Regions from separate parts of the Homo sapiens genome. Here region 1 is linked to region 2. A link is a contact called in ENCODE Hi-C data. All regions are on one chromosome and are shown on one strand. The core of a region is the stretch at or near the end of the contact, and the rest is flanking DNA. Distances in the headings are between cores, read along the strand shown. Region 1 holds the start of ZNF143-AS1 (ZNF143 antisense RNA 1). Region 2 holds the start of RRP8 (ribosomal RNA processing 8).

The links. A loop is a pair of places that touch in the nucleus more often than their neighbours do. Pooled maps may share reads with other maps.
Region 1: a loop to region 2 is called in a map of naive thymus-derived CD4-positive, alpha-beta T cell, with 20 times the contacts of the local background. The contact joins the promoter of ZNF143-AS1 here to the promoter of RRP8 in region 2. A Hi-C loop is called at or near these places in 1 of 168 maps with a recorded cell type or tissue (naive thymus-derived CD4-positive, alpha-beta T cell), 2 of 37 single-sample maps with no recorded cell type and 11 of 50 pooled maps.

The regions. Positions count from the first base shown.
Region 1 is chr11:9,457,637-9,461,947 of GRCh38, forward strand. ZNF143-AS1 (ZNF143 antisense RNA 1) reads right to left here and starts at 3,062. Exons shown (of 1, transcript NR_036539.1): 1 at 1,920-3,062. It overlaps ZNF143 (zinc finger protein 143), which reads left to right and starts at 3,376. Exons shown (of 16, transcript NM_003442.6): 1 at 3,376-3,440. RefSeq lists enhancers at 1,745-2,380, 2,580-2,659, 2,750-2,849, 2,910-2,989 and a silencer at 3,760-3,969.
Region 2 is chr11:6,602,129-6,606,243 of GRCh38, forward strand. RRP8 (ribosomal RNA processing 8) reads right to left here and starts at 1,488. Exons shown (of 7, transcript NM_015324.4): 1 at 1,276-1,488; 2 at 1-87. The coding sequence starts at 1,374. It overlaps ILK (integrin linked kinase), which reads left to right and starts at 1,646. Exons shown (of 13, transcript NM_004517.4): 1 at 1,646-1,694; 2 at 2,052-2,232. The coding sequence starts at 2,144. RefSeq lists enhancers at 721-1,262, 1,258-1,447, 2,038-2,277, 2,508-2,667, 3,980-4,115 and a silencer at 1,518-1,727.

The DNA of each region.
Region 1 (4,311 bases), core at 1,812-4,311, 2.9 Mb after region 2:
AAAGTGCTGGGATTACAGGTGTGAACCACCGCACCCGGCCTTTTTTTTTTTTTAGATGGATTCTCACTCTGTCACCCAGGCTGGAGTGGAGTGGTGTGACCCTGGCTCACTGCAACCTCCGCCTCCGGGGTTCAAGCCATTCTCCTGCCTCAGCCTGCTGAGTAGCTGGGATTACAGGCGCCCACCACCACGCCGGGCTAATTTTTGTATTTTTAGTAGAGACGGGGTTTCACCATGGCTCGAACTCCTGACCTCGTGATCCGCCTGCCTCGGCTTCCCAAAGTGCTAGGATTGCAGGTGTGAGCCACCGCGCCCGGCCTGAAATAATTGCTTTTAAGCTTAACTCATCGTTTATCTTTTTTCTATATATATCATATATAATTTCTATATATATAGTATACATATATATCATATATAATTTCTATATATATATAGTATACATATATACTACTTTAATGCTTATAGCATGGTATAAATATGCCAAAACCAACCAATTCTCCAGTAAGTTTTAAGTTACTGAAAGAAGTGTTTTAGAAAATATTATCTTAACAGTTTTTGAAGGGGGCTACAAATAAGTTACCTCTTGTTTAGGAAGTTGGGGAAATTATTTAATTTCTGCATTTAAGAGCCTGGACTAGTACTGATTGACAGGGAAACATTTTCAAGCCATTAATTTGACCGGATATAACACGATATAAGGGAAGGGAGATGAATGGGATAACATTTTAAGCTTATGAATGGCTCTGAATATATGTACATTTGAACTCTGTTCTATAGTCACTGGTAAATACTGTTAACACAACGTTCCATTACCTGTGACAAATCAGAATTAGGTTTCTCTCTGAATCCAGTTACAATTATAGCATCCTATCCACCGCCACCATCATCGCCATTCAATTTTTAGAACAACTCAGTAGCTTCTGGGGATACAAAGATGTCCTGTAATTGTTATCTACAATAAGAGGGCGATTTAAAAATTCTTGAGATTCTGTATTATAGTGTTTTAATGAGTAGCCTACAGGCATGGGACTTAGTGGAACTGCATAAAAATATTCTGATGGGTTAAAAAACACCTCCAATTACAAAACACAGATACATGTGGAGGGAACAGAAATTATAAATTAAAACCATTTGTTTTTCAGCTGGGCTACTTCTTTGTAACAGAGAATGTATCCATTGGGTAGGAGACTGATTTTAACTGAGCAAAATCCTCCAGTTAAAAGTAACCTAATCCTTTTTTTTTTTTTTTTTTTTTTTTTTTTGAGACGGAATCTTGCTCTGTTGCCCAGCCTGGAGTGCAGTGGCGCAATCTCAGCTCACTGCAAGCTCCGCCTCCCGGGTTCACGCCATTTTCCTGCCTCATTCTCCCGAGTAGCTGGGACTACAGGCGCCCGCCACCACGCCTGCTAAATTTTTTGTATTTTTAGTAGAGACGGGGTTTCACCGCGTTAGCCAGGATGGTCTCGATCTCCTGACCTCATGATCTGCCCGCCTTGGCCTCCCAAAGTGCTGGGATTACAGGCGTGAGCCTCCGCGCCCGGCCACCTAATCCATTTTTTATATGTGACACTTTTATTTTAAGGGCTTAAAAAGTAATCCGGGCCGGGCGCGGTGGCTCACGCCTGTAATCCCAGTACTTTGGTAGGCTGAGGTGGGCGGATTACGCGGTCAGGAGTTTCAGACCAGCCTGGCCAACATGGTGAAACCCCGTCTCTACTAAAAACAGAAAAATTAGCCGGGCGTGATGGTGGGCGCCTGTAGTCCCAGCTACTCAGGAGGTTGAGGCAGGAGAAATCGCTTGAACCTGGGAGGCGGAGGTTGCAGTGAGCTGAGATCGTGCCACTGCATTGCAGTCTGGGCTACAGGGCGAGACTCCGTCTCAAAAAACAAACAAACAAACAAAAAACAGTAATCCGAACTGATTTAAACTTCTTTATTAACAGAATATATGTTCAAACAAAGCTTAAAGTCCCATTTTCTTTCCATTGGCGTCTAGGCCCCTATTACTCAACTATCCGTTGGTTAGGGCCTGCACCTCAAGGTAGGCTTAATTGTAAATCAAAATATTTACTATCCACACTTAGAGGGCTATCTGTAACATCGTTTTTATTTATCCCCGTCCATTCGATAATCGTCTGAAATGCAAGACATTAAGTTGAACATCATCCAGCTTTCTCCCTGTTTTTCTAAGCGCGATCCAAATCTGTTACAACAGGGTAGTCTCTCATTCTCTTGGTAGCTCAATTCTACCCCCTGGCCGACTTAAGAAATTTTGAGTCTAATACACCCACCTCATCTTTAGTCGGCCTGGTGCGCCAACGCAAATTTGTACTGAGTACCTTCGGAACTGACTAGTAAGTATATCCAAAGGTTTAGAAAGGGCTGGGTTAAGAGCTACAAGAAGCATTAACCGCAACGGCCACAACTAATTTGTATCCATTCTTAGTAACTTTAGGGAACCAGACTGAATGCTTCTCCCACCCTTTTGACTTTCCTTTATTAGTTCGCAACACAAGAACATACAAAAGACCGTAGCGACAACCATTTCTGACGCCTTCAACTTTTAAATCCAAATTACGTGAAACCACAAAGCATCAGTGGTGTCTCCCCGAGGAATCCAAGACCCCCCGGCCGGTTGCCAAGCCGCCGGAATTTCAGCAGGAGAGGAAGGCTCACCCTCCCACCGCATGGCGATGCCCGGGAGACTGGAGAAGCTCAGGCAGGCTTGGAAGCCAATCCCCGGCATACAGCAGCTCTCGGGAATGCAGAGCCCTAGAGCAAGACCAAGGGCCTCGGCCGACACTGAGAGCCTCCAGGGAGAGGTCAGGTCTCTCTTTCTGTCCTATTTCTCCCTTCGACTTCCCTCCCAGCAGGCTGCTATTGAGCATTCAGCAATCGCCAGACAAAGCCCTTCTGGTCTGCAGAACGCACTCCGGCAAGCCCACCGGGAGAACCAAAGCCGCCTCCTCGCCCCTGTGGGGAAAATGGCGCTCGTCACCCCGGCTCCCTCCCGGGTAATCACAAGGACCAGCCTCCCTCCCTCGCTACAAAATGGCGCCTCCCGCTGGGGCCCCAGAATCGGTATGACTCGCTAGTCAGTGAGGCGGGGTCCGTCTGGGATAAGCGGTTATGTCAACCAGTCAGACACAGGAGCTTTGATTCTGCACTTTGCGCGAGCCACTCAGGGGCGGGCTGTAAAGTCAGGCTTGGCTGACGTCAGTTGAGTGGGCGCGGCTAGGGCGGTTTTCTTTCGCGTCGACCAAACGTGGGCCAATGGAAAACCGGAAGCGTCCTGTGAGTGATGTAATGACAGCCCAATGGAAGCTGGGGGCGGGCCTCAGACACACTATGCGGGTTGCGGGGCCTGGGGGCCGGACGGCTGTTTCCTGTCCTGGTGCATGGTGGTCGGACGAAGGAATTGTTGGAAAATTTTCTCGGAGGTTCGTATATAAATGTGTTTTTACCCAGTGTGCATTATTCTCCGCCTGGCCGCCGCCCTCAGCGCGGCGGCGCGGGCCCGCTTGGGCCCGGGCTCCGGCTCCCGCTGCTCAGCCTCCGCCGCAGGCCTTGCCGATTTTATGGGCCGGCCGCGGTAGCGGCGTCTGGGCAGAAGCGGAGTTTATTAATAACCCGCGGCCGCCACTCTAGGCGGCGGAGCTTTTTTCGTTGAGGACTCAACTCCCCCCAGCTTGTCTCTGAGCGATGCGCCCCGCCTGTTTCCCTCAGGGGACCGCCAAGGGGAGGGAGTGAAAGAGGGGAGGGTGGAGCCCTCGGGAGCCTTGGCCGCGTTTCTCGGCCTGACCTCCGCGCAGAGCGAGTCCCCAGGCGCCGCCGAGGCAGAGTTCCGCCGCCTGGGACGCCGGGCCCACGGGCCACACCAGGCCGCAGCGGGGGCGCCGGGGACAGGGCTGGCCCAGGCCCTCCCAGGACCTGCCGGTCTCACCTAGCGCTTGCTTCCCATGCGTATCGTGGGCAGATTGTTTCCCCCTCACCCTTTCTTCTATTAAAAAAAAAAAAAGGTTACTGAGGTCTAACATCGGATATTAGAAATTTACAATTTTATCCTCCCTTTTCTCCAGTTTTGGCCAAAAGAGTGAACAAATTCTTATAAGTCTCTTTGAAACGTATTATTGTGGAACGCGAACTAGTTTTTATTCCTTCCCCTTTTGCTTTGGACATTTGTTTTTTCCACATAATAACGAAGTTAAAAAGAGGAAAGAAGAATACCATTGCCAGCCCATTATTTGTTTAAAATCAGCGTCAGCCTTTGCTTTGGAAGTGTCTAAATCAGCTGATATAATCAAGTGAGAA
Region 2 (4,115 bases), core at 238-2,737:
ACTTATACATAGGCTGGGGGGATGCTGGGAAAGAGATGCTGCCTCTAGGGCCCGTAATGTGGCCAAGAGCTGGCGGCGCTTGGAGCCCTGGAGGAAAACAGGGGATGACAGTGGGCCTAAAGAGAATGGATGAGGCCTGGAGAACAAGAAGGGAGAGATGTGGACCTGATTCAGACTGGCAGAAGCATCTGAATTCTTCCCAGTCAAGCCTGCCAGAACCCAGAAGAACTTTTATGTCACCACCCCAACTTCTGGGAAGCTGGAGAGCAGAGAAACCACCTATCCCACTTTCTTCAATGTGTAAATGAGCTAATGGAGGTTTCCCCAAAGGAAAATGCAAAGGCCACAAGCAACAAGACCAAGGCCAGAGACCAGGAATTCCAACCCTTCACCTTGAGCTTTTGCCTAGAGCTGATACATTTCTGTAAGAGGTAAGGAGGCTTCTGAACACAGGAGACACATGATCACACACGTATATTAAATATTTAACATGTCTCTAGCTGCAGTGTAGAAAACAAACTGAAGGGGAGAAATTGCAGACAGAGAGGCCAGCGGCTTGGACAATGGTAATGGGGCTAGGGGATGAAAAAGGAGGAAACAAAGCAGGCCGATTCCATGTTGGAGGCAGACTGAAGGGTAAGAAAAGCCTGAGGAAGCAGGGCCCTCACATCTGCAGAGGCTCAAAGGAGAAGATGTATTGTCGGGAAGGCTGATTCTGTGTTGCAGTCCTACCAGGTAATCCTAGGCCAGGCACTTACCCTGATTCTAAGTTTCCCACACCCTCCTTTGAACAATGATACTGACAACTCTTACTGTCTCCAATCCATCCTCCACACTGTAACCGACGACCCTTTCAAAATACAAATCTGAAGAAATAATTCCATTGCTTAAAACCTTTCATTGGCTTCTATTCTCAATATACGCAAAACTTCTACCTCTTGAACTTGAACAGCATATATGCCCCTTTCATTTACTATGTATTTCAACCACAAGGACCACTTGTGTTTGTGACTCTGACAGAACATGCTCTCTTGTCCCAGGGCCCTTGTACGTACTTTTTCCTGTCTGAAGAACCCTCTTCGCTTCACCAACTTCTACTCAACAACTCTCTCTGACCCAACGTCAGTTTCTTTTGGAAGTTCTCGGATCTTCAGATCAGGACTCGCCCTTAACGGTGCCACAGGTGTCCCTCCCCGCAATACACACAGCGCTGGGATCCACCAATGTCCGCTTCGCGGCCTGAAACAGCTCCCATTGCTCCCGCGAGTCACTCACCTTGTTTTGCGAGGAGGCCGCAGGCGGAGGTCGTGAGATTACGGGCCCAAGGCCCGCGGCTACTGGGGCCGCCTCGGCCCACTCAGGCTCTTCGAACATGAGGGTCGGGAGGGCAGGGTCGCCGAGTCCCCGCTCTTCTCCACGTGCACAGCGCTCCTCTGGAAGTCGGAGCGCTCAGACCTGCCAGAACCGACCCGGAAACCAAAGCGTGACAGCCAGGGGTTGCTAGAGCGGCCGGCGCGGCGCAGCGAACCATCGAGTTTAGCCAGGCGCGGCTAGAAGGGCAGGGAGGCGGTGGGAGGGGAGGGACGGAGGCCCGCGCTGCCCAAGAGCGCCACGGGCGGGGCGGGGCCGGCGGCGGGCTGCGGGCGCGGCCGGACGGGAGTTCCCCGGAGAAGGATCCTGCAGCCCGAGTCCCGGTGAGTGCGAGAGGACCCGCGCCCCCTGTCACCCCTCACTTCTCCTGAGTCCCAAGTAAGGAACGGAGCCAACCCTGGGGAGGACCCCCGGTCCCCTCTCCCAGAGTATACGGAGCCTGAACCTCCCCACTTCCCCCAACTCTGTTCGCGGATAGGGTCTAGTTGCCTGCTCTCGGACATCCGTTCAGCAGACACTACCTCTTCGTCACCCCCTGCCCACCCTGACCCGCCTTTACCTCGCGTCTAGAGGACACAGCCAGGGATCATCCCGCAGCCCCGAACTCCTTCACAGACCCCCACTAGCCGGGGACGCAGCTCAGGCCCCCTACCCCCAACACAAACACTTCTCTCCTGTAGAGGATAAAGCTTGGGGTTCATCCTCCTTCCCTGGATCACTCCACAGTCCTCAGGCTTCCCCAATCCAGGGGACTCGGCGCCGGGACGCTGCTATGGACGACATTTTCACTCAGTGCCGGGAGGGCAACGCAGTCGCCGTTCGCCTGTGGCTGGACAACACGGAGAACGACCTCAACCAGGGGTGAGCTGAAACGGTTGGTGGATGAGAGGAAGGCTAGAGATCTCCTGGCTACGTGGAGTGGAGTGCTCATGTCTGGTGGTGGCGGCTGCCTTTGCTAGCCAGTGTAATGAGTGCTAAGCATAGCCTGTGGGGGGCAGAGGGTTTTCACAGAGGACGCAGTTTGAGCTGAATCTTGACTGCAGAATAAGAGTTTCACAGGCAGAGGCTACAGAGAGCTTTCCAGCCTCAGTAGACTGCATGGCCAAAGGCTAGGGGGCAAGGCACAGAGCAGAGAGAACAGGAAATTGTCTGGAGTTCCATATGGCTGGAGGATAGATGATCTCTGTGGGTCGGAGCATTGGGTACAAGAGGAAAAGAACAGGACATAAGACTGTAGAGGTCTCCAAGGATCAGCCAGATCATGCAAGCATATTTAGGCTATAAGAAGGTCTTTATTTTAAAAGCAAGGTTTTAAAGCTGTATAGTGACATAATGAGATTGTCCATTTTTCAGTATCGTCTTGGATGCTTTGTGAAGAGCAGGTGGAAAGGAGGCAATTGCCTAGTTCATCGTAGAAGTAATGATGTCTTGGACTAGAATTAGGGTGAGTGAAAAAGAGAAGTGATCAAATTCCAGAAGTCTTTAGGACGAAGAATTGTGGAACTTGGTGTGGGGAGTGAGTAAGGGCAAAGATGAGGACCAGGGTTCTGGCTTGGGAACTTGGTTGTTTTTACTGAGATGGAGAAAACTGGAGGATGAGGCATTTTATTTTGGACATGTTAAAGTTAAGGTGACAATACAGCAAGGTGGAAATGTTGAGTGTGTTGTTGGTTATGCAGATTTGCAATTCAGGGGAGGAATCTGACTTGGAGACACAGATTTGAGAGCTATCAGCATATAGATAGCATATATATATCATATATATAGATGATACTTGAAGACGTGGTTGTGAAGGAGAACGTCTCAGGAGAGTGGAAGGCAAGAGGTCAGGGGACAGGAAGCCTGCACGACAGAAAAGGAGCAACCGCAAGTTGAAAAAGAAATAGGAAAATGTGTGAGTAAAGCTTACAGAAGAGAATGTTTTAATGAAGGGGAGGTAGTCAACGGCAGTACAGGCTACTGAGAGATCAAAGAACATTAATATTTTAAAGTAGCCATTGAATTTACAGTTGGGTTTTTTTTTTTTAAGTTAAGGGGTACATGTGCAGGTTTGTTGGATGGGTAAACTCAGGTCATGGAGGTTTGTTGTGCAGATCATTTCATCACCCAGGTATTAAGCCGTGGCACCCATTAGTTATTTTTCCTGATCCCTCCCTCTTCCTACCCGCCCCACTCTGGTAGGCCCCAGTGTCTGTTGCTCCCCTCAGTGTGCAGTTAGGATGTATTTGACCATCTGTGAGTGTTGTTTCAGAATAATGGGTGAAGAAATCAGACTACATTGGGTTCCTTAATTTAAGGCACTATGATGAACACCTTCTGTGCTGGGTGCTAGAGTCCAGAATCTGACATAATCTCTGCTCTCGATACAGCAGATTTGTGGCAGATTGAAAAGTAGGCCGGGCGCGGTGGCTCACGCCTGTAATCCCAGCACTTTGGGAGGCCGAGGCTGGTGGATCACGAGGTCAGGAGTTCGAGACCAGCCTGACCAACATGGTGAAACCCTGTCTCTACTAAAAATACAAAAATTAGCCAGGCGTGGTGGCGTGCGCCTGTAATCCCAGCTACTCGGAGGCTGAGGCAGGAGAACTGCTTGAACCCGGGAAGCAGAGGCTGCAGTGAGCCAAGATCATGCCACTGCCCTCCAGCCTGGGCCACAGAGCAAGACTCTGTCTTAAAAAAGAAAAAGAAAACAAAAGTTGAGAGGTGAGCAAATAGTGAAAGTGAATGTACACCAGTTCTACAAG